Regions from separate parts of the Mus musculus genome. Here region 2 is linked to region 1. The links are chromatin loops, found by intact Hi-C in ENCODE. Cell type or tissue: left cerebral cortex. All regions are shown on one strand. Links, peaks and the distances in the headings refer to the core of each region. The heading gives the core; the rest is flanking DNA.

Region 1 (12,554 bases), core at 4,384-9,383:
GGGGGGCAGAGTGTGTACAGGGAGGTGGAGAATTATTGAAATGTGAGTGGGCCCCAAAGTGCAGATGACATGATAATTTCTGATCTATACTAATATGTCAGTGTTAACTTCCTGAATCCAGAATTGCTGCATTCTGGATATGCAGAATAATATCCGTGGTTGTAGGATTCACATTCTCAGGTGTACAGGAGTGACGGCAGATCAAGTCAGAAACTTACTTCCATGAAACCCAGGAGAAAAGTTTCTTATACTGTACTGGCTTCTTCTGTTCAAGTTGAAGATTTTTTTTTTTAAGTATGAAAATACTGTATCCAGTCATCTAAATATCTGAATACTGAAATCTGAAGATTATCATCAATGTATTAACTATTTTCTTCTAAAAACAAAAATGGAGCCAGCTAGATGGACCAAGCTTAGCCCTCAGAGGCCTGAGGAGGATGGCCTGAAGTTGGAGGCCAGCAAACATACACGGAAGGCTGACCTCCAAGACTAGCTATTTAAAGGTGCTTAAAACTGTACCTACATGTCTACATGCATCATGCATAATGTTCTGGTGCGCTGCAGTAAAAATAGGTCAAACGTTTATATGAGACTCTAGGAAGCTCTACTAACCCAATTCAATGTTCATAAAGCATTTTAATGGTTTACCTTATAAATATATACTGCTGAACTTATAATTTTTCACTAGCAAAATATTACTTTTTTCTGTTTTATTAGTGGAGGTCTACAATGAATATCAATGATCCAATTCCCCACTTATTATCAATAGGCAGTATCTTACAAGTGTATTATACATGTTTTTGTTTTGTTTTTTTCGAGACAGGGTTTCTCTGTATAGCCCTGGCTGTCCTGGAACTCACTTTGTAGATCAGGCTGGCTTCTCGAACTCAGAAATCCACCTGCCTCTACCTCCCAAGTGCTGGGATAAAGGCGTGCGCCACCACCACCTGGCCATATTTTACATGTTTTAAATCTGCCAAACACATCTGATAAGACGTATTGTGATGTGATAGGTGTTAGCAGAGGTTTTTAAATACTGCAGCGTTCTCATTCCCATTGGTGAGCACCTGTTGTCTCCTCTTCACATAGTGCTCCCTGGCATCTCAGCTCCTCCCTTGGAACTTTATAACCTGCCTGCCATCTCAGAAACTAAAAAAGGTAATAGCAGGGGACCCCGGGACCAATGGCAGCACTTGGGCTACCATCCACTTTTCCTGGTCGGCCCCTGTGCCAACCTTCTCTTAAGCTGAAGTGACAAGCATGTACCACCATTCTAACTCAAGAAAACCGGGGCTACCAAGCAAAGTGTCGACAACACTGTTAGCAAGTGAGAAGGCCACAATTAGACACACTGCTTTCATGTATCAGAAAACACAGAGTACCCACAGTACAGCAAAGGGTAGCAGGGCAGGGTAAAGGAGGGTTCTAGCTGGGGCAATTATTATTTACTAGTTATGAACACTTATGTAAACCCCAGCTTCTGAGATCTGCCTTCTCATCCATGGAAGACAGGATATGGAAACCTACGACCAGGGCAAATATGGTTACGTGAAATGTGCAGGAGAATGCCCAACAGAGCTTAGTATAAAACAGGCATGCAGTGAATTCTATTCTATTCTTTTTCTACATAAAATGAACCCTTTGCTTTAGGGTTTTTTGTTTGTTTGTTTGTTTGCTTGTTTGTTTTTTGAGACAAACTCTCCCTCTATAGCACATACTGGCCTAGAACTCACTCTGTAGCTCAGGCTGATTATAATAAGCTCTCAGCAATGCTCCTGCTTCAGCCTCCAGCACTGGGACTGCAGACATGAATTACTAGACCTGGCTATAAAATTAACTTTGAGGGGGGAAAAAAAGACTTTGTAGGCAAAAAACTAAAAGCTAACTAAGATGACACCTTCAAGAACATGTGTGTGCACGTGCACGCATACATGAACACACACACACAAAACACACATGCACTGGTTCCTCTGCTGCTTCCAAAGCCTTCCTAGGCCTTCTCTCAAGCAGGTGCTTACCTTAACATGCTGCCGTAAGCGATAGAGCTGTGGGGGCAGAGGTAAGCCCCCTACGAGAAGCACTGTCTTCATGCGAGGCAGACCACTCATCAGTTCCTTGGCCTGCCTCTCTATCTGAATGGCCAGTTCTCTTGTCGGTGTGAGAATGAGTGCGGATGGAGTTTTATCCTGAGAAGAGGGGAAAAGTAACTTAGAAACCCGGCAATTAACTTCTGCTGACACAAACTGTGCCCTTCACCGAGACACCATCAGCCCCAGTGAGGAGCCTTTTGCTCACGCCATGCAGATTTTTCCTCCAAAAATGAGAACATGGCCCATTTCTTACACAACTTGGATGTATAGCTAAAGACCTGAGAGGGAGGAGGGCTACAGAGCGCACAAGGTGAGAAGGGTATGCTCACATCTCTAGTCATCTTCTTGCAAGGCGGAATCTCCTGGTCACCCTGAAGACCCACCAAAGCCTGGCACTTTGGTACCTCAATTCTTCCCTCTCTGCTCTCACACATTTACATCTTTCTTTGGCCAAAGGACTGAAGTTCATGTGTAGAGACGTGAGAGGCGTCCACATCCTACTTTCTGCCTTAGCTCTGTTTAACCATCTTGTGTTTGAGCTGTGCCTTTAAAGTACTTTCCCTCACTGTTTCCTCTACTGTTCCTTCTTTCCTTCCTCTCTCCCTACACTCCTCACTCTGCTTGCCACTCGCATAGCCCACAGGCTCACCAGGACAGGTTGGATATCCTCAATCCAGAAGTCTGAAACCAGAATGCCCTTTTAAATACCAAGACTTTTGAGCACCAACGCAGCTTACAAAAGTTTCAGATCTTGGGGGGTATAGGGAAGAGCACTGGCTTTTCTTGCAGAGGACCCAGGTTTCATTCGCAGCACCCACATAACAGCTCACCACCTCCTACAGCTCCAGTTACAAGAGATCCAGGATCCTGTTCTAGCCTCCAAGGACACAGGCACATATGGGGCACGCTGACATATGGTCAGGAAAACACCCGTACACGTAACTGAAATTATCATTTTTGTTTCTAGAGATTCAGAGTCTGGAACACTTTGTATTTTGAATTTCTGAACCAGGGATGCTCAGCCAGTGAAGTCTATGCAAATGTTCTATAATTAGAAAAACTCCCAAATCTGAAATCCTTCTGGTTCCAAACCATTTCAGACGATGACACTTGGCATGTACGAGGAAAATAAACATTCAGTATTTGTGAAATTGTGTGTGAAAATGCTTTATTCACTATTTCTCATTTTGTTTTGCTTAAGACGGGGGTCTTACTATGTATAGCCTAGGCTGTCTACAACCCTACAACCATCAGGCCCAGCAGTACTATTTAAAGATGAACTGCGGGTTACACTTAAGAATATACTGCCAGGCAGTGGTGGCTCATGCCTTTAATCCCAGCACTTGGGAGGCAGAGGCAGGTGGATTTCTGAGTTCAAGGCCAGCCTGGTCTACAGAGTGAGTTCCAGGACAGCCAGGGCTACACAGAGAAACCCTGTCTCAAAAAGCCAAAAATAAAATTATATATATATATATATTAAAAAATAAGAATATACTTTAGGGGCTGGAGAGATGGCTCAGCAGTTAAGAGCACTGGCTGCTCTTCCAAAGGTCCTGAGATCAAGTCGTAGCAACCACACAGGTGGCTCACAATCATCTATAAGAGGATGTGATGCCCTCTTCTGTCATGCAGGCATACATGCAAATAGAGCATTCAACTCATATAACTAAATAACTAAATCAATACTTTAAAAAAAAGAATATACCGTGACATGCTGCAACTGCATTATAACTTTAATATGCTATGCCCGTTCCTCCAAACCCCGAGAGGCTTAGCTGACATAAGCTACGGCTCATCCATCTGGTAAGCAGGGTTTTGCCTGCAGATCAAAACTTTGTTCTTTTATAGAAAAGCTGCTAAAAATAAAATGTCTTGTAAGGAAATTAATTTTTAGACCTGCCAGGAAGAGAGATCTTTGGTTCAGCAATAAAAGGAATATTCTTTGAAGTGATGTTTTCACACACGAAACAAAGCAAAGTCACCGGCACCTTGGTGACTTAATTCGCAAATGCTAAGCAGCAGCGTGCAAGTTTATCAGTTACACACAATGAAACTCGGTAAATCCCGCGTCTGTTTCAGAGAGGAAGACATGTCAGATTGGTAAATTACCTCAGAGAAAGCTCGGATAATAACAGGCAGGAGAAAAGCAGCTGTTTTCCCTGAGCCAGTGTCAGCGCTGGCCAGAATGTCCCTTCCCAGGAGCCCCACAGGAATCATCTGCATCTGGATGGGGGTTGGCACTTCGTAGCCTGATTTCTTCAAGTTCTGATTTAAGGTCTCAGGGAAGCCACAGTGCTCGAAGTCGATAATGGGCCTGGCAACGTCTTGTCCTTGAACTGAGATTCCTAGCTGCTGTTTAAGGGTTTCAATCTGGTCCTCCTTGAGGGTCACAATAAAGGGGTGCTCTTTGTAGACATAAAAGGCATCCAGTGGGGACTCTGGCTCGGCAGCCACTCTCTGTGGGCTGCTGGGTCTTAATGATCCTTCCCCTTCCTTAACTTGTAGCAGATGCTTCGCTTTGCACTCCAAGCTACACACGTCTTCGTCCGTCTTGTCACAGATATACTCTCCATAACGACCGCAGACGACACATACAGGCTCCCCAGGCTCTGGCCACCGCTGGGTTTTAGAAAACGACTTTACAGGCTCTTCAGATGGGTGGCTGTCCTTCACACCCTCATCAGGTCCTGTGGAAGAAACCTCAGCCAACTGGCAAGAAGGACTGTTGGTGCTTGATGCATGGCCGGGCTTGTCTGCTGTGACAGCTTCCTCAGTGACTGATGTGTGGACCGGAGTATCTCTGTCTCCCTCCACCTGAAGGCCTCCTGCTTCTGGCTTGCTTTTTTTAGCTTCACCGCTTTTGAGGTCATCATTAGAACTCCTCTTGATTTTCAAAGATCTTGGAACAAACATTCTTCAACATTCTGTTGAGGAAATTGCACCATGAGATATATTTTACCCTCAATTAAGCTCCCATGTTAGCCCATACGATGTTGTGTCAGAGAATTTTACTCAGGGCAATAGTGAAGCCGTCATGTCCCTACTTAAGCCAACTTCCACTTATCAATTTCCTCTGGGGGAAGGGATACAGTCTTTTTCCTCAGACACTGCCCTATGAAACACTGCCTACGGTTCCCCACAACCTTGCTGTGCACGCCACCTGTTTCTGTTGACCCATCACTTGTACTATTATGGAGCAGGTATTATAGAAATTCTACAGCATATCCTTCAATTGCATTTTCACACAAGAAGATACTTCACAATTAAGAATCTTAAAAAAATCAAAACAACAGTTCAAAAGGGGAAAATGCAATTATATTTATATACATAAGAGTGCTCATTCTCCGTCGTTTTTTGCTAATCTTCACAACCTGGGAAAGTAGGTCACTGCAACCCTAAGTTCATATATGTATATATTTACATGATATACATATCAGGTAGCATAATCGATACATGTATATTGAATGATTGGGAATGTACTTCAGTGGTAGAGTGCTTTGCTAGCAAGTGAGAGTCTGAGTTCCACATTCCAAAGAAAAACACTGATATATACACACACACAGAAGCAGATGAAAACTCCAGCCACCTAGGAATTAAGTTTATTTATTCAAATAACAATTCCTAAGTGTTAGAAACCAAGTATTCCTGCTCTGGAGAACAAATTAGTGATTGGGGAAAGAATGTTTAACATTTTGGGACCATGAAATAAACTTAATTTTCTCAAAAACAAAACAAAACTTAAGAAATCGCTAGTACCCATTTTCTATTAAAAAAAAAAAAAACCAACAAAAAACATGGCACCCAAACCGCCTGAAGCTTCTGAGGAGCGGGAATGGGTGGGGCGCTCGGGGCGGCAGAGCCGACAACCTCCTCCTCCGGCTCCAGGCAACGCCCGCATCCCGCGCATTCCCGCCCTCCCCACCCGCCCGCGGGCCCGCGCTCCAGGCACGCGCACGTCACGAGGACCCCGGCGAGCGGCGTGACTTAGTCCGCAGCCGCCGTCCAGCACGCAGGTTACGCCGGAGCACAGGAGCGGGAGCCGGAGGCCCGAGGCCCGAGCTGCCAGGGCGGCGCACGCTCACCCGCGCGGACCGGGCCGCGTCCGTTCCCGCTCGGGCCGCTCCGGTCCAGGCGCAGGGCCGAGTTTCCGGCCGAGTAGCCGGGAAGCTCCGCAATCCCAGCCAGGGTTTGAGGGCCCCGCGCCTGCGCACAGCGGGAGGCGGAGCTTCATCTGGCCACGCCCTCGCGGTGACGCGCTGCGGAGGGCGGTGCACAGGGTAGCGGGCAGATGTGGGAATCCTTTTGGAAGGCTCTAGCATGGAGTAGGCTGGTGAGAAAGGATTGCCAGGAAGGGCGGGGCCCTCCACGCTTAGAAAGTGGGAAGTTTGAGTGGGCCAGGAAAACCTCCTGTCAGATACTGAGAATAACTCGAGAATCCGAGCAACTTGATATGGCGTAGTTAATATGCCAAATATTCATAGATGCAGCACTCCGCCCCGCGCTGTGTAAACCAAAACTAAAACCAACCTTCAAAGTCTCCCTAGTTCCAACGGGTGGCCTTCACTTTGCCAACTTCTGGAACAGCCTGACAGGTCCCAGGACTTGCACTTCTGTTGGGGTGGGGAGGAAGTTGGACAGGAGAAGCAGGGAAATAGAGGTGAGGTTTTGGGTGTTATTTTTTTTTGAAAGATACATTTCGACCCAATATTTGATGCATACAAAATTAATTTACCAGCTACGTTAAGTGTGAAAATACTAATAAAACAAAACTCTGACTTTTATGTTGGCATTAGTAAATTAATAAACGCTAAAGCATTTCTGTATCGGATTCTACTTGCTTCGTTATGGTGTGTGGGTGTGTGTTCAGCTTGCCATTTTTGGTAGATACATTTGGCTGACAATGTTTTGTTTACCTTTTGAGCGTTATAAAAATAATGCATACCATATATATTTATGTATGTGTAGCCTTCCAGTATTTGCTTTAAAAAAAAGATTTATTTTATTTATATGAGTGCACTGTAGCAGTCTTCAGACACACCAGAAGAGGGCGTCAGATCTCATTACAGATGGTTGTGAGACACCATGTGGTTGCTGGGATTTGGACTCAGGACCTCTGGAAGAGCAGTCAGTGCTCCTAACCGCTGAGCCACCTCTCCAGCCCCAGTATTTCCTCTATTAACTTTTTTTTCTATGATTCACTGAAATGTACTATAGAAATTAACTTTACTGGTCAGATAAATGGGATACTGTTCCTGTCAAGACTGTACTTAGTTTCATAACACATGTGAATATGGGATCACGTTACATCCTTTGTCTATAGGACATACAGTAAATGTGTGCATTTTTCTGAGTTTGAAGGTTATAAACTTGCACTCTTACCTGAGTTTGCTGACATGTAATTTGCCTATTCCCAATATAAATAAATACTTTTGAACTTAATGTATATTCATAACTTTATTATTTTTTCTTATTTTGGTCTTCTAAGAAAGGGTCTCATGTCTGGCGTTAGACTCATTATGTACCAGAGTATGGCCCTGAACTTCTGATCTTCCGCTTCCACCTTCCAAGTGCTGGAGTTAACTGGCATGTGCCACATGGCCAGATTGTATCTTTTTATTTAAGTCTCTTCCAATCATATAAACTCCTGCCCCTACAAAGCCAGGCCACACCCCTGGTAATTGTAAACAAGGCCCCCAGATCACTGTCGTTGCCTCCAATAGAGAATCCCCTTTGTCCCTCGGAGGTGCACTGTAAGGTCAGAGGATTTAGAGGTGTTCAGCTTTGACTTTCTCTCTAAAATTTTTTAAAATTGTATTTGTTACTTGCAGATGAAGGTCAGAGCACAACGTTGGGAAGCCAGTTCTCTCTGCCTCGGTGAGGCAGCATCTCTTGTTCCTGCTATGTTGTGCATTCCACATAGATCAGTGCCTCATTCTGCCATCATCAGATAAAGTTTTCTCCAGAGAGAGCGAGACAGAGACAGAGACTCAATCTCCATCAAACCCCTCTTCTCAGGGTTCAGAGAGCCAGGGAGAAGAGACAGAAAGATTGTAAGAACCAGAGATGACCCTAGGAAAACAGTGTCTTCCAGACACAACAGCACTGACACACATATATGAACTCCTAGAAATAGGATGCTCAGGGCCTGAATAGGTTCAAGACAGATGGAGTCCTAGAACAGAGAAGCAAGAAGACATGAGCTCCTATTCCTAAGAAGCTGTCTCCAACTGATACCTGCTTGCAAAGAAAAAAATAACTTTCTCCACTGGAGTCTCACAGGGTGTACAAGCCAGCCACCCTTAACAGCCATCCCATGCCCAGCAGTGGATGACCAGATCAATGGTATTTTTGTAGACATTTTGTCTCATATTACTTTGTTTCTGCATTTTATGTCTAACTAGTCTTTTGCTTATATATTACAGTTTCTAGTTTTGTGTTATTATAGGTTTTGGGTTTTGTGTGTCTGTGTTCCCTTTTTTCTTTCTTTTTTAAAAATTCTGGTTTGTTTGCCTATTTGTTTCTGAAAAGAAAGAGAGAAAGAAAGGGATATGGTTGGTGGGTGGGGAGTTGGGAAGGATCTGGGAGGATCTGAGAGAGGGGAGACCAAGATCACAGTATATGGTATGAAAAATTATTTTCAATAAAAATAATAATTCTTATTTTATGTTTTGTTTATAGGTATTTTATTTGCGTGTATGTCTGTAAACCATATGTATACAGTGCCCACAGAGGCCAGAAGAGGATGTTAGAACCCCTACAACTGGAGTTACAGAAGGTTGTGAGCTACCATGTGGGTGCTGGGAATGGAACGTGGGCCTTGAAGAGGAGCCAGTGTTCTTAATCACTGAAACATCTTCTCCAGCCCCTATGTTTTCAGTTTTAAAGTTGACTTTGAAAAGAATCAGACTCTGAAAAGTTTTGACGAATGAAGCATCCATGTTCCTCACATGGGCTCAGTTCGTATGCTTGGAACAGGATTTGTGTTGTTGAACAGTGTGAGAATACATTATAGCATCCAAAGGCAAAGCTGTTCTTTCACGTATCCACAGAACAATGCTCAAATTTAGGTAATTTAACATTGAAGCAATACTATGGCTGTGATTCAGTCTCTATTTAAAATTTGCCAGTTGTAGTCCAAGGCAGACTCTCCCTCCCCAGCCCAGGCTGGATTGAAACTCTAAACACTGGGATGCCAGGCCTGTTTCTCCACTCTGGGTTCTCTTCCTGCTTCCTTTATGGAGTCTTTTGATGAGTAAAACTTAACAAGTTTAATGTACTTAGGTTTGTCTGTCTCTTCTTCTGTAGCTAGCAACTTTGATGTCCAAAAAGCCTTGCATATCCTAAAATGAAGATTTCTTTTCTTAGGATTTTTGGGAAGTTTTGGTTTTCTTGTTTATAGTTAAATCATGGCTCCACGTTGGAATTAGTTTGTGTTTGCTATGAAGTAAGGATCGACTTCTTGATTAGAATGGAGAGGATTTGGACTTCAGTTGGCAAGAAGGTAGTTGTCTGAATAGTAGTTATTAACTAGGATCTTTTTTCAAATGACTGTCAATGTTACATCTGGGATGTATCAATGTTTCAAAATGCACTAGAATGTTTCAGGGCTCATTATTCTCCTCTAGGTCATCTCTCCCGATGCCATTACCACCCTGTCTTATTACTATAGCATTATTACAGGTTTTGCTAGCTGGAAGAACATGTTCCCCCACTTTGACTTTCTCTAGGAGTTTCTTAATTATCTTTAATTAATCTTCAGTACAGCTCTTAGAATCAGTTTGTCCTTTTTCAGTGCCTCAATGTGATGATGGTGTTTGGAAACACAGTATTTCTATAGAATGGTGAATGTTGAAAAATGATGGCTAGGTCTGACAGCACACCACCATGATCCCAGCACTCAGGAGGGTAAAGCGCAGGGCAGGGGTCAAGAATTTGAGGCCAAGCTGTGGAGGAGGAAGAAGAGGAGGAGGAATTTAATAGGGCAAACCTCTTTTTTAATATTGATCTTCAGATCTGTTCATCTGTTTGCCTCAAGTCCATCAATGGTTAAAAATAGATCAGCCGCTTTCCATAAAGATGGTAGGTCTGTTCTAGCCCTTTACTTTTATAAACTTGAAGATCAGTATTAGAAAAGCAACTTAAACGTTAATGTATATATATTTTAGGATTTTAGATTTGAATGCATTCTCAAGAGTGCAGTCACCCGCTCCTGCCATGCTCCATACCCAAGCAGGAGAAATAATTTTATATCACTCTACTGCATGTTCAACCGACTTTAAAACAGGAGCTCATTTTCCAGGGCTGTCCAGGTCTTCACTGAAGAACTCTCTCTACCTAGGCATCATCAAGAAATTTAACGTACATTGTCATGTTTAATTTTCAGTATAATACTATAAAGTAGAAATTTTATCCCCAACGTACTAATGAAGAAACGGGTTCTAGTATGTACACAACTTTCCATGGTCACACAATCCAAGGTCTGTGTCCTACATTCATTAGACTACAATGCTGTGCTGGTTGCTTTTATTACCTCATGACGAACTAGAGTTGCTAGGGATGAGGAACCTCTATTGAGGAATGGCCTACATCAGACTGGCTTGTAGGCTGCCGGTTAGGGCATCATCTTGAGTAATGATTGATGTGAGATGGCCCAGCCCACTGTGGGTGGCACAAGAAAGTGAATGAAATAATTTTAGCCTGGAAGCAAGCCGGTAAGCAACATTCCTCTATGATTCTTTTTAAGTCCCTTCCCCCTCCTCCCCTACCCCTCTCCCGTTTCTGCTTGATTTCTTCCCTCAGTGATGACTTCCTTCAGTGATGGACTAGACCCAGAAGTGTAAGTCAAACAAACCCTTTCCTCCCGAGATGGTTTGGTCATCATTTCATCACTGCAACAGAAGATCAAACTAAGGCAACCACCTGCAGGTCTCTTTAATGTCAACCAAGGCACACGGTTCTAGCCACCATTTTCAATGTTCCCAGCATTTCTCAATCCTTTTGAAAGCTTTGGGAACATTAAAACCCAACCCTAGAAACATTCATGCCTACGTGTTCCCCAGCCCTGCCCAACTTCCTTTGGTTTTCCCAGAGATGCTTTGAACCTGTGCCCTGAAGTGCTCATATTTCTTAGTGTTATCATGGAAGCAAGGGTGGGGTGACTTACTCATCACTACCTGGGGAGCGCAACTCACTTCTATGTGGGTCTTGGGTAAAGCCAGCTTAACATTTAAGATAAAAATCCGCCTTATAGGATAATAAGCCAAACCTCAGGACCATTCCAGTCTTAGGCTTTCCCTTGAATAGGAAGCTCCCGTTTGGGATGTCTTCAGATATCTCACCAGAGAACAGTCTGATCCATCTAAGCTTCTATTTTTGTTTTCTCCACAAAAGGTTCTTTATGGAAATGGATTCCTGGTGGTCTTTCGGTTGCCAGGTTGTGGGAAACATTGCTTGTAATAGACCACATGGAAATCACAGACAGCATTACTATTGCTGTCTTATTATGCATTCTGCTTTATGTCAAGGAGGGACAGGAAAATACCCAAGAATGACTCAATTAGACAAGAGTTGTGGAATGCATGCATCCTCTGAATCCATCCTGAGAGTTTGCCTTAAGCTCAATATTAGACCAGGCAATGTTGCAATCATCTGGGCTGACCTGCGTGTTGCTCTCGTGTTCTGTTGAGACATGTACAGAAATAACAATGCTGAGCATTCTTTCATGTCAGGGACCTTTATCCTCATACCTATTAATTTATAGCTACTCCTTACTCTTACTCTACAAGCTTGGAAAGCCTGAATACATGTACAACAAGGCAGGCAGGAAAGTGTGATTGGCAGCACTACATTTGTCTTAAGTTTCCCCCCATTTGTGTCACCATTGCGAGGATGTGGTGGCCTCTACTGCTTATAGTCTTTAAGACCTTTTCCTGACACTTAGCTTTCACATGCTATAAGTTGAATTCTTTACTCATTCAGTAGATCCATGAAGTCTGCCATGAATCAGACCTGGGGATATATTGATGGAAAAGCAAGTCATGATCGTTTCTGCCCTCATCACCCTGTGAGCAGACAAGAGGAGATACAGTCAGAACCCAACAAAGCGGGTGCTGTGGGAAGTACAGGATGTCATGGAATATGCAGGATGGTACATACAATGGACATGGGAGACCATGGAATGCTATCCAGAGAAAATGGCATCTAAAGACTGAATGGATGTAAATGTAAACAATTAAAATAGGAAAGTGAAGAGGAGGAGGAAGAGGAGGGGGAAGGGGAGAGAGAGGAGGAAGAAGAGGAGGGAGAGGAGGAGGAGGATTAGGAGGAGGAAGGAGAGAAAGCCCAAAGTGCTGCTATGGCACATGCAAGGAACTAACAGAAGTGGGTTTTGGTCTGCTTAGTTCAAGTTATGTTTCACTAACAAGTAACTGGAAATGCCCGTGACATGTAACAGTAAAAACATAT
Region 2 (12,554 bases), core at 3,871-8,870, 120 kb after region 1:
CGAGCAGCTGACAATCAATCCATAGCTCTTGTCCCAGGGGATCCGATGGCCTCTACTGACATCTGCAGGCACCAGGCATGCGAGTGGTTCGCCACTTGTATATATATAACATGCATATATATGAACATACACACATGTATATTATATGTTATATTTAATTATATTATATGTAATTAAATTATATATACCTATATAATGTTAAAAATCACCATTTTTAACCATTGATTTAAAATATGGTTAAATCCCTTTGAATGCCAGATTTTTAAGTTTGTAAAAAGACTATGAAATATTTTTGTGCAGTGAATTTATAAAACATGGGCTTCCTGAGTTTGGTCCCAGCACCTAATATTGCATAAATCAGGTATAGTGGCAATATATCTGTAGTCTCAGCACTTGGGAGACAGAAGCAGGAGAATCAGAAGTTCACAATCGCCAGGCAGCGGTGGCGCACGCCTTTAGTCCCAGCACTCGGGAGGCAGAGGCAGGCGGATTTCTGAATTCAAGGCTAGCCTGGTCTACAGAGTGAGTTCCAGGACAGCCAGGGCTACACAGAGAAACCCTGTCAAAAAAAAACAAAAAAAAAAAAGAAGTTCACAATCATCCTTGACTATGTAGTGAGTTCAAGGCCAGCCTGAGATGCAATACAAAACACAAGGCATATTCAGTATTTAAAGGTTCCATGTAACTCATGGAGTGCAGATAAACTTACCTTGGAATTGTACAAACCTCACATTAAAGTTTGTTTGCTCAGTGTGGATTTTTATTGGGTGTAATCTGTAGGAAATGCTTTGGCCTGCCATATACAATTGCCACTCCAATAGGGCTTTATTGTCAGCACGTGCACACACACACTTCTCATCCATACATGCTAATTGGCAGAGGGAATAGAATACATCAAACCAGTTTTGCTTGCGGTGCTAAGTTGGTTCACTATGGCCGTCGTGCTAGATAACTGGAGAAAAAGAAGGCAGGTCTGGAGCAGTGCTCGCTGTCTGGAAAGGGACTTGCCACTGGCTGGTTTTCTTTCTTCCTTTCCTTCTCTCCTCTCTCTTTTGAATGGTGTCACAGCAACAAGGAAGGGTTTGAGGGATGATATAAAAGTCAGTAGTCAAGGAGTCTAGGCTAGGCTATGCAAGGTCTCCGGCTGTACCATCAGTGTTTGGAAGCCAAGGCTAGGAGACTGAGCTTGAAGGGCAGTTTAGGCTGCATAGACGTCATACCATCGCCCCAGAATGGGGAGGAGAACGGAAAAGTGGATCTGTGTGAGAGATTTGCACATGTAAATAATTGTTTTCTGAATATAGATGATGTATGAGTTAGGGATATAATGTCTGCCTTGCACTCCTCCAGCTTTTTTTTTTTTTTCCCAAGAGGAAAACATGCTCCACGGTTCTTGCCAGTCAGCAGCTAGGGAGAAAGAAGCAGAAATATGTGCCTTTTCTTCATTGATGATATGTTTTCTGGAGTATGCCATTTAAAAGAATCGAGTTGCATCTTCATGTGTTAAGTGTTTTGTTCAATAAATTTGAAATTTTCTGGTTTTGTTCCCACAAGCCCTACAGCTGGCGGGTGGCTCAGCAGTTCAGAGCACTAGCTACTCTTGCAGAGGAACCACGCTCTGTTCCCTGAACCCACGGTGGCTCAGAACCCTCTGTGACTCAGGTTCAGAGCATCTGACCCTCTCTAGCTTTCATGGATACAGGCACACATATGGTGTATATATTTACATGGCGCTATATATAAAATAAACCTTTTTGTAAATGACTACTAAATATCAGTAGCCTATGTAAAAAAAGTTCATACTTTTTGTTAATATAAGGTTTTATGTAGTATTAGTAAAGTGTAAGCATTACTCTTTGGCTTTAGGAAAGCTTCTAGTTAATAACGGCCAGCATGTACTGATTGCTTCTGTGTGCCCAGGAGCGTACATAGCACTGTGTGTCTGTCTTTTTAAGTCCCCCAGCAGTACTGCAAAGTAGGTTTTACTGCCCCCATTTTACAGATAAGGAAAATGACAAGTGAGTGTTTAGGTAACTTGTCCAAAGTCAGAGCTAGTAAGTGGCAGTACCAGGATGCAAATGCAAGTAATATGGCTCAAGAGATTTTCTCTTCACTTTTTACAGCATTTTATAGATCTCATTTTTAGAGATCTGTGTTAACATTTTTATTTTATTATTTTGTTTTTTTATATACAAGATTTCCCTGTGTAGCCTTGGCTGTCCTGGAATTCACTCTGTAGAGCAGGCTGGCCTTGAACTCACAGACATCTGCCTGCCCTGCCTTAACATTTTTATTGAGCCACATAAAGTTATTTTTAGAAAGCAAAGATTTATTTTTCTAAGGGAGCCCAACCCTGCCACTTGGCTCTGTCACTGGTTCTGAGGCCTGGTGCCCTGGACATTCAGATGCCAGTCAGAACAGACTGCCTTGGGGTTCCTTTGTAAATAGTACTTTTTGCCACTCACCAATTTTGATAGCTCTTATAGTAATTATTTTTTTCTCAAATGATACCTCTGCTCCTCAAAAGCTTCAAAAGCTTAATAAGTCTTTGAGAACTTTTAGATTTTCCTCTAATATTGAGTAAATGAAAATCTAATCAGTAAATGAACAGAACTGATTTAAATGCAAAGTGTTCAGATCTGTTTTGTGGTAGTGTAACTATTGTAAAGTAAATGCCATGTGATATTATTGCTAAAATGTTATCTTAAGTTTATAGATTTGAAATTACTAGACTTTAATCCCAGAACTCAGGAGGCAGGGGTAGGTGGATTTCTGAGTTTGAGGCCAGCCTTGTCTACAGAGTGAGTTCCAGGACAGCCAGGGCTACACAGAGAAACCCTGTCAAAAAAAACCAAAAACAGAGAAAGAAATTAGTGTTATTGCTGTAAATTTAACCTTGGTAATATATAGTATTGTTGCCCTCTCCCCACAAAAAAAGCTGTGTAGTTGGGAATTCTTCCTTCTCCTGTTTATATTTTCTAACGTGACTAAGAACTAGAATCTATAGTTCTGGTTTTGTCTGCTTGTTTTCCTTGAATTGTGTAGGATTTATTTAGAACTCTTTCTGTCGTAGGCTCGTTACAGGAAGGAACAAACACTGCTTAAGCAACTGCCTTGCATTCCATTGGTGGAAAACTTGTTGAAGGATGGGACCGACGGCTGCGCACTAGCTGCCCTCATTCACTTCTACTGCCCTGCTGTTGTCCGGCTAGAGGGTAGGTGTTTCAGGGAGGGATTCTGAAGTGTGGGCAGATGGCAAAAAATATTTAAATCGCAATATTTAATAACTAATGAAGGTGTTTTAAAAGGAACATTTAAGTATAATTCTGAGAAAAAGTTGAGAACATTCTGTCTAATGGCTATTAGTTATAAATACATGTTTGTTAAACAAATTTTACATACTTAGGTATTTGTACTGTCAATAGTTATGAAGCATTCATGGCTAACCCAAAGCCATCCCCTTTTCTATTTGAAGATATTTGTTTGAAAGAAACTATGTCTTTGGCTGACAGTCTGTACAATCTACAGCTGATTCAGGAATTTTGCCAAGAATACTTAAACCATTGCTGCCATTTCAGCTTGGAAGATATGCTTTATGCTGCTTCATCCATAAAGGTGAGTTCAGTCATTCTCCTTTTAGCCTTTCGTTAAAGTGTAAAAGCTGTTGCAACAAACTGGGGTCTCAGTGGTACCACAGGAGCTAGATTGGGTCTCCTGAAGAAGTAGCAATAGAAGGGGGGAAGGGAAGTGGGGCGGGAGGAGCTGGAGTTCAAGGCCAGCCTGAGGTTGTGCTGAGTCTGAGGCCAGCCAGGAAATCCAGCAGAGTCTAGCTCCAAAAGAATTGAATATAAAACAAAAGTTACAAAATAACTTTATCAGTGAAGAATTGGGGGGGGGGGTGGTGCTTTTTCTTCTTTAAATATCCATTGTTAGTTACAAGTCTTGTACATTGTAAAGGCAAACAAAAAGTTGTCTACAAATTGATCTTTTGTTTTAGTGTGGGTAGAGTAGAGTATGACCCATTAAATGGTTTTTGATCATAGGTAAATGTAACAAATGAGACTCTTCCTTTAAAAGCAAGCTGTGTGGGGGTGTATGCCAGTAATTCCAGCCTTCTGAAAAAAAAACGATGGGGAGGCTTGAGTTCGGTTGATGCCTGAGGCTGTAATGAAACACCCTTCTAACGAAGCACAGTGATGAGCCTTGCTTTTTCTTGAAGGAGTTTTATTTAGAGAATCAAATGAAAGGCTTTGGTGTGCATGTGTATTTTTATTTGTGTGTGTGTGCGCGCGCGTGTGTGTGTGTGTGCGCGTGTGCGTGCGGGTGTGTGTGTAGAATTACAGATAGGACCATTACTCCTTGCTTTTATGGAGATGCTGGGGGTTCAGGCTTGGGTCTACTCTCCCGCAGCCAAGCCGTCTCTAGCCTCTCTGGTGTATTTTAATCAGATGTCAATGTGCTTTTTGCTCAGGGTTGTTTTGCCTCTTCAGGGCTTGGGGCTTCCAGGTGAATTTCAGGATTGTGTTTTCTAGTTCTGTAATTTTGATGGGAATTACATTGAATCTGCAGATCACGTCAGTAATTTGGTCATTGTAACAGTATTAATTTTGTCAGTCCATGTGCTGCTTCTGTTTCAAAGCTTTAGGAATAAATGGTCTTATATATTTAGTTTGACTTAGAGGTAAGTTTTCTGCTGAGCCTAGTCAGAGTTCCAGTGCTAGTCCTACTTGGAAGTGCTCAAGAGCTCCTGTCATGATGATGCTCCTGTCTACTTACACTTGAATTCTTAGTCTCTACTATCTCCTCTTTTTCCTTTGTCCATTTCAGGATCTCCAAATGCAGAAAGTAGAGCCAATGATAAAATCGTTTCCAAATGGGGCAGTAGTCGCAGTGACTCATGGTCACTCCCTACTCTGACACATCAAATGGAAAACCTTGATTAATCAATTCTGAAGGTTTACCTACACCGTTACTAACTATAGCTTACTAATGACTTTTCTAGCATATGTTACCAAGTATAAGTACTACTTCTATAATATGAAAAGTGGTCAGACACCTAAGATGTATTTGTTTTATACATTAGTTTGGTATAGACTAAGTTTGGTAGTGTTCCTTCCTGTCCATTTTGGAGAGCAGAACAGAATATAGACTTTAAGTAAACCATTAACCCTGACATTTAGAACCTTGTAAGCATAGCCACGAGGTTGAATGCAGAGCTCTATCTTAAGGCTCTAAGCTCGAGGGAGGTTGCTTGGTCCATGTTGCTGGGCACCTCATTTTCACTTTAACTTTTAATAGTGGAAAATGAGCACTGCCTTTTCCTCTTATAGAAATACAGGTTGGGATCAGACTGCTTATAGGGCTGTTGGACATTGCCTGAGCAAGTGCCTGTACTGGATCCTAAGTACCACCCAAAAGAGCATCAGAAGGTCTGGCTGTGTCCTAGATAGAGCCTAGCTCCCTTGCAGTGCACTTGGCAAGCTATTATTTAGAGGGCAGGGGTGGCCATCGAAAGGCACTCTCTCTCTCTCTGTCTGTCTGTCTCTGTCTCTGTCGCTCTGTGTGTGTTTGTGTGTGTATTTTAAACCTGAGAAAGGTTTTCTCAGGTTTTTTTTTTCAGGGCTTTTTTTTTTTCTTCAGGGCTAGGGATTAAACTCAGGACCACTGACCCATATTCCCAGCCATTCCCTAAACGATTCATTGTAATAATTATTTACATGTTGTATTAACTATTTGTAAGTAGTGTAGAGGTGATTTTAACTGTCTTGTCGGCACTGGAGCGATGGCTCAGCTGGTAATGGCTCATACTACTAAACCCAACACCTTGAATTTTGTCCCAGGACTCACATTGTTGGGGGAGAGAACCAACACCCCGTGGAAGGGTTCGAATGGGTTCTATTCATGTACTGCAAAGCTTACATAGGGACTTAAGCATCCATAAATCTTTAGTGTCTGTATGGGGTCCTGGAACCAACTGCACACAAATGCTGAGGGACACATTATAGATTCAGGAAAAGGATGATTAGGGTAACTATAAAACAAAAGTAATTTTTCTGAATGTGGTGTTGGATATTGGTGAAGGTGTGAAGATTTGCGAGACTTCTCCAGTCTTGGTAACTTCTCTGGCACCATCCTGGCTTCCATTGGCATTTGCACTCACATGCACAAACCCTCGTGTAGGCACATGCTTCATATATTTAAAAAGTAGGCCAGGGTTGGTGGCGCACACCTCTAACCCCAGCACTCAGGAAATAAAGACAGGATGATCTCTGGGAGTTAGAGGCCAGTCTGATCTACACTGTCAGTTTTACATCAGCCAGGGCTACATAGGGAGAATCTGACTAAAGAATATATGGAAAGACGATTTTAAATTATTGTACCATTTCTGGAACATGACCAGCTTATTGTCATTTAATTATAATTTTATAATGAAACAATCTCCAGATTAATTACTAGAAAAAATATTTTTACAATTCTGCCATCTTGTGGCCAATTATTGCCATTATGTTATTAGGACAATTCTTACCAAGGTCCTTAAAATAAATACTCATTTTCTATCAACTCCTTCTCTATAATTACTGCACATTTAAGGGGTGTTTTTTCTAAAGTCACCTTCTAGTTAACAGTAGTAGTAGAGTAGAGCCTACTACCAGTACTTACCAAGTTTATCCTTTGGCTGTAAAGGGTATACTGTAAAGATTATAGCAGCGTATAGTCGTAACAAGCTTAATGTGTCAGTTGGCCTTCTGTAACTGTAACAGGCATCTGGGTCAAGGACTAAGGAAGGATTTATTTCTGCTTAGTTTCAGAAGTTTTGATCCATGCACAGCTGGCTCTGTTTTTTCTCAGACGTTGGTTGAGGTGGGCCACCATGGTGAAGAAGACATGGTGGATCAAAGCTGTTTCTTGTGATGAACAAAAAGCAGAGTGTGCCTAAGCTAGCTGGTTTTGGAGGAGTGGCCCAGCTCAGTGTGAGACTGGAATGGTTCAGCAAAAGGAGGGGAGAAGTGTGGGGTTAGTATGAGTCTGATCTTAAGGAATTTCATCCGAAGGTCAAAGTGTAGGGGTGAGGAGAAAGAAGAGGGCGAGTCACTGAGAGAAGGTCTTATTTTTCAGTGGAAGAAAGTTGAAAGGAAGGGTAAGTCGTGAGTATAATTAGGATTGCAGAGCCTATGAGAAGGCAGGCAGGGTGAGTCCACAGTGTAAGGGACTGAAACATGCTCTTTTTAAAAGAAAGGACAAATGTCAATAGCTTCAAATAATAGCTGTTTATGTGTAAGCATTGGACTGTTTTGGGAATCCACAGTGAAAACAAACACTGAAAGTAAAGTAAAAACCCAGTGGGGTCGTGTCTTGTGTTCCATGTCCCCACAGTACCCCACCACACACGTCCATAGCCACTGCGATGTCTGGGAAAGTGTCAGAGACCTTTTTAGTCCCCTGTGTTTCCAGTCTTTGTTTTATTCCTGGCAGTCACAGTTGCTCAAATCAGAGACTTGGAGACGTCCTTGGTTCCTGTGCTCTCAGGAGCCATAAGATGGCAGATGAACATGAATGTTACCAGCTTAAATATGAAAAACCCAGGCAATAAAATCTAAGGAACCCTGTTCATGTTAGCGCCTTGAGGATTGTTCAAAATTAGCAAATATGTGGAAGGCAAGACATCAGAAAACACCCACATTTCCAGTGATAATAGCCATAATGAGGAAAACGGGTTTTGTATAGTGCTATTGTTAGAAATACATTAAATACCTAAAATTGAAGTTATTCTTTATATATATTTTAACATATAAGCCTAATTCTAGTACAGTAGGACACATCTTTAACACCACTGCTCAGGTTTAAGACTGTTTCAAAACGAAAAAAAGAAGCCCCTAAATCATATAAATGTATGAACATAGTTATGTGTATAATTCTATAGAAGCATGCTTTTGAGAACTCCTTTAAGCCATTTAAAGAATTATTTGCATTTTCAAGTATAAGTAATAAAAGATTGTTATCCTTAATGTTTTCAAAATTAGAAGCATTAAATGATAAAAGTAGTGTTTTTATATATTTCAAGATTATTTTAGTCATAATAATATATAGAGTTTGTTATTACTTAGCATGTGGCTAACTGTTGAATTTAACATTATCAAACATTTGGATACAATATTTAAGTTACATACTTTTTCTAGAAAAATCTTACTTTTTTAAATGGTAAATGCTTTGTGCTATGTGTTTATGTTCATCCTGGAAGAAGGGACATTTGTTATCACAGAGATGTATATAGGGAGAGACTGCAATGTCTGGAAGCTTTGTATCAGAGGCCTGGACATGTGTGGTTACAAGTTCTAAACTTCTTACTCCAGCTTTAATACAACATAGTGAACATTTTTAAATAACAAGTGCATAGAATTCAAACGTATATTTGAGAAGGTAAAGCATAACTTTTTCACTATTACATGATTGGTTTTACCTAATGCAGGGCTTCTTTTAATTTTCTCAACTCTCTTATATAGAGTAATTATTTGGTGTTCATGGCAGAACTCTTCTGGTGGTTTGAAGTTGTGAAGCCTTCATTTGTGCAGCCTCGTGTTGTCCGTCCACAAGGAGGTAATCTATCTTGGTCATTTTTAATGTAGAAAAATGGAAGGTTTATACATTTCATTTGGTTTTGAGTTTTTGTTGTTTGTTTGTTTGTTTTAAGACGGGGTTTCTGTTTGTTTGTGTGTGTGTGTGTGTTTTGAGACAGGGTTTTTTTCGTAGCACTGGTTGTCCTGGAAGAAGCTCTGTAGACTGGGCTGGGCCAGAGATCCGCCTGCCTCTGCCTCTGCCTCCTGAGTGCTGGGATTAAAGGTGTGAGCCATTATTGCCCAGCTCCTCTGGTTATTTTTTTTAGATAGAAACTTGTTATTATTTTAGATTCCAGCAATTATCCTTGATTTTAAAAATCTAATGTTTTAGTAGTCAAGGCAGGAATCAGAATAATATTATCTGCAGGAATCAAAATAAAATAGCTCTGTATTTGGTATCTTACAGCATCAGAGCTCTCAGGGCCAAGTGGGCGCCATCTTGCAGTCCATACCTTTAATCCCTTTATTCCGATCTGCAGTTTTTATTTCTTACTGGATTCTTGGTTTTTAAGATCCTGTTACCCAAACTCCACTCCATTAAGACTTGATTTTTCTTTTAAACAATGAAATACTTTGTGGTTATATTTTTTTAAACTAGTAGCCTTTGTTATTACAATATAATTATGATAAAGACTGAATTGCTGACAAAGGCTGGGAGCACAGCCTTTGTCAATGGTGGAGTACTTGCCTAGCCCTGGGTTCAAACTTCAGCTCTGCCAGAAAGCAAAAAAAAATAAATAAATAAAAGGAATTCCTTCTGGATGTTTTGTAGAGCAAATGCTGTGTATGGCACAGTAAAGCTGGCTTTCATTTTTGAAGTCAGACATACATTCCTGTAGCAAAAATGACTCTATGTTTAGTGTTTCTTCTAAACTTAGAACTTTCTTCCAGCTAAAATTATGGGGCTAGTTCTTTCTGCTACAGTGGCTACTATACCCAGCATAGAATGTGATTATTCTACTTCCCAGCTACTTAGCAACTTTCCTTGCCTCCAGTTTCCTTTTTCTAACCACTGTAGTTAACCCCTGCCTTCTCAGAGATATAAAGGAAAAAAAAAAAATAAGAAGAAAGAGGAGGGGGTTGTAAAGTAGCAAAAGAAACGTATTGTTGTGGTGGGTTGTGTATGGTCTTACTTTATAAACTCTGCTGCCCGCAGGCCCCATGACGGGCAGCATGAGATAGCATGTATGTGATCTGACTTGGGAGCTCAAAGCCATTGAAAGGAGGTTCTAAATAGTGAGCTGTTAGATAAGGATACCTCCCTGAAAGAAGTTTAGAGCCTTAAGGCTATTGTCACTTACCTTTAATGATTATCAAAACCAATGTCTATACAATATTTTGCAGTTAGTGTGACTTTCACTTGCATTGCCTTTTGTGCCCCTGTCTGTGGAGCCCAGCACTCAGCAGTAATAGCAGCTTTTGCATCAAACATCACTCAAAACTAAGTTGTTCCCCTCAGATTACTTACACGTGTATGTAAGGCAGATATAGTGAAGGCTTCTCAGTGAAATTCTGACCATCTTAGTTAACTACAAACTCACCAGCCATTCATAAAAAGCAAAATTGAAGCCTGCCTCGTGTCTCTAAAATTCTGTGAAAACTTTCATGATATTAAGCACTCGGGCTTATCCTTGTCTTGAATACCTGTATTTATTTTATGATACCTATCCCACTAACCTTAAAGTGGATTTTTAAGAGTCCGATTATATCAAGAAATTCTTTGGACCTTTTGGAAATGATTTAAGGGTACATTTATATTAGAAAGAGTTATGGGAAATAGAACGGAAGGTTAAATGTTTGCTTATGGCTCAGAATGCCTGCAGTGGTGTTAGGAATCCATTGACGATACAGTTTTGAAGTTTCATCTTTTATTTTAGCTGAGCCTGCAAAAGACGTGCCATCGGTTCCTGTCTTAAATGCTGCCAAAAGAAACATCCGGGATAGTTCATCTAGTTCTGACTTCTCCTCCAGGTAGTCCACAGTGACTTCACTATTCGCCTGTTATTTACTAATGAAATCAAATAATACCTTGTCATAAAAAAGTTTTTAAATTTTATAGTTAGATTTGAAAATTAACTTACAAGTAACTTATGCTACTAAGGCCTAGTTTAATTTAAATATAATTGAAATTTCTACTGAGATGAGTGTTTACATGAATAGGTTTTTAATGAACAAACACTGAAAAGTGGAGGATAATAATCTAAGTTCCAAATTAGGAAACTCAAGTTAAGCCTTGCTGCTGCATCACTCCAGTAAGTGAGAATATTTAACACCCAGTTATTAATAGTGAGAGATATTGCTAGTAGGTGACTCTTAGGCCTCATGGAACTTTTAGAATTATATCTGGATTGTTACATTTTTAAGCACATTTCCTTATGTCTGTGACACGTGTGGAGGTCAGATGGCAGTTTGTAGAGCCGGCTCTTTCCTATGCTGCATCCCGGGAGTAAGCTCAGCTCAGCAGGCTGACGAGTCCCTTTATCTGCTGAGCTGTCTTGCTGGCCCTGGATTTGTAGATTTCCTATTATTAAAAACTCTTTGAGACAGGTGTTCTCCACTTCTATTTGTTGCTGTGATAAAACACCATCTCTGTGCTGTCCACCTTCCACTCAGAAGTGACCAGTGAGCTTTAAGAATGGGTCATTCAGTCACGATTGGGACCAGGACCCTGAATGAACAGTCTCCCCATCTCTGGCCATGAAAAAATACAGCTTAGGTCCTATGGAGACTCATCCCTTTTACTTAGATACCCTAGTGGCTATTTTCTCTCTCTTTTCTAGGAGAACCCCAATAACCAGGTAGATTCCAAATCCTCTCCCTTGAGGAGTTCCTGTCTACTGTCATCCTAGGCTCCTAGGCCCTCTAATGTCTGTAAGTCTCCACGTGATCCTTTGTAGAACTTTTGAGGAAGGAGTTGATTAATTTTTCCACTCCCTGGGAATAATTTGGTCACATCTATAGATGTTACTGTTTCTAAATGAAAAGTCTTATGAATAAAAAGGAGGCAGTCGCAGCAGAAGACAGCCAGCAGCTCTCCCATCTGCCTGGCTCCTACGTCAAAACCCTCGGTGCAAGTCTGAAACTGAGATGGTTACCCAGCTTGTACTGCATGGTAGCCGTTATCTGGGGAAGAAGAAAAGAGCAAACACAGTTTAATAACCAGCTTACTGGTATTCAGGATTACCCTCTCTGGCCATAGAGCTAAGGAAGAGTATAAGCTATGGAGTGTATCTCGGAAAGCGGGCTATCACAGGCATGCTTGGGAACTGTGTGTTCATTGATAGGCCTAACAGTGAGTACAGATAAACGAGAAGAGAAGCTGCACATAATTAGGAGGAAGAATCAGAGACCCCAGGTAGCGTTTGGTGTGGACAGAGGCAGTTCTTCAGAATGGCTGCATTCGAGAGAAAGATTAAGCTTTCATAAGCGATAGAGGCACAGCATTGAGAGCGCCCTCCAAGTCTGCGTTTGTCGTGTTCAGTGTCAGTTTGTCTGAGCTGAAGGACAGCGTGACTGTGAGCTGCTGAAGCTTCTGCCTCTTATCCCCGACCCCCATCCCTGGGGGGAGGATATCCCCCACTCGACACCAGCGGAGCATGGCACCTTAGAGCTTCAAAGGAGGACTTAAAGTATATCCTCATCTGGCCAGTTATCACTATTAGGTGAGAAGCAGACTTGTCAGTTTCCTTGGACTGAGTACAGTAGGGCAGAGTGAGGTCAGAACAGGAAAGGTCCACAGACAGGTGCTGTGCTGAAAGGCTTGGCAGGATCATCTGGGATTTTATTGTACAGAAGTTTTTGGAGATTCAAAGTTCCCCAAAATACTGCAAATTAATGGTTTTTTTAATAAAAATTTTCATTGTTTATTCAAAGGTATGTGTTGTGTGGGGGGTGTAAAAGAGAGAAAGAGAGTGTATTAGCTATTACGTGGGACACTGG

Evidence for each region. A loop is a pair of places that touch in the nucleus more often than their neighbours do. Peaks named below come from ENCODE experiments on the same cell type or tissue, not always from the same donor. Only the 100,000 strongest peaks of a DNase experiment are listed, where the experiment ranks them.
Region 2: it touches region 1 in a loop (2.2-fold over the local background); 1 of 42 quality-filtered maps calls a loop at or near these places.

Annotation. Positions count from the first base shown.
Region 1 is chr1:136,409,042-136,421,595 of GRCm38, reverse strand. It overlaps Ddx59 (DEAD box helicase 59), which reads right to left and starts at 6,325. Exons shown (of 8, transcript NM_026500.3): 1 at 6,173-6,325; 2 at 4,200-5,014; 3 at 2,019-2,186. The coding sequence starts at 5,003. It overlaps 9230116N13Rik (RIKEN cDNA 9230116N13 gene), which reads left to right and starts at 6,077. Exons shown (of 3, transcript NR_024328.1): 1 at 6,077-6,747; 2 at 7,919-8,432; 3 at 8,769-9,680. In left cerebral cortex, for the core only: a CTCF peak has its summit at 7,127 (motif pointing right); a DNase peak (open chromatin) is centred at 6,369; H3K4me3 peaks cover 1,460 bases; H3K27ac peaks cover 1,522 bases.
Region 2 is chr1:136,283,941-136,296,494 of GRCm38, reverse strand. It overlaps Camsap2 (calmodulin regulated spectrin-associated protein family, member 2), which reads left to right. Exons shown (of 18, transcript NM_001347109.1): 6 at 3,074-3,215; 7 at 3,476-3,615; 8 at 8,502-8,595; 9 at 10,493-10,586. Among named protein-coding and RNA genes, the nearest start is that of Gpr25, 29 kb to the right of the region's middle. In left cerebral cortex, for the core only: a CTCF peak has its summit at 6,501 (motif pointing left); no DNase peak of the experiment used is centred there.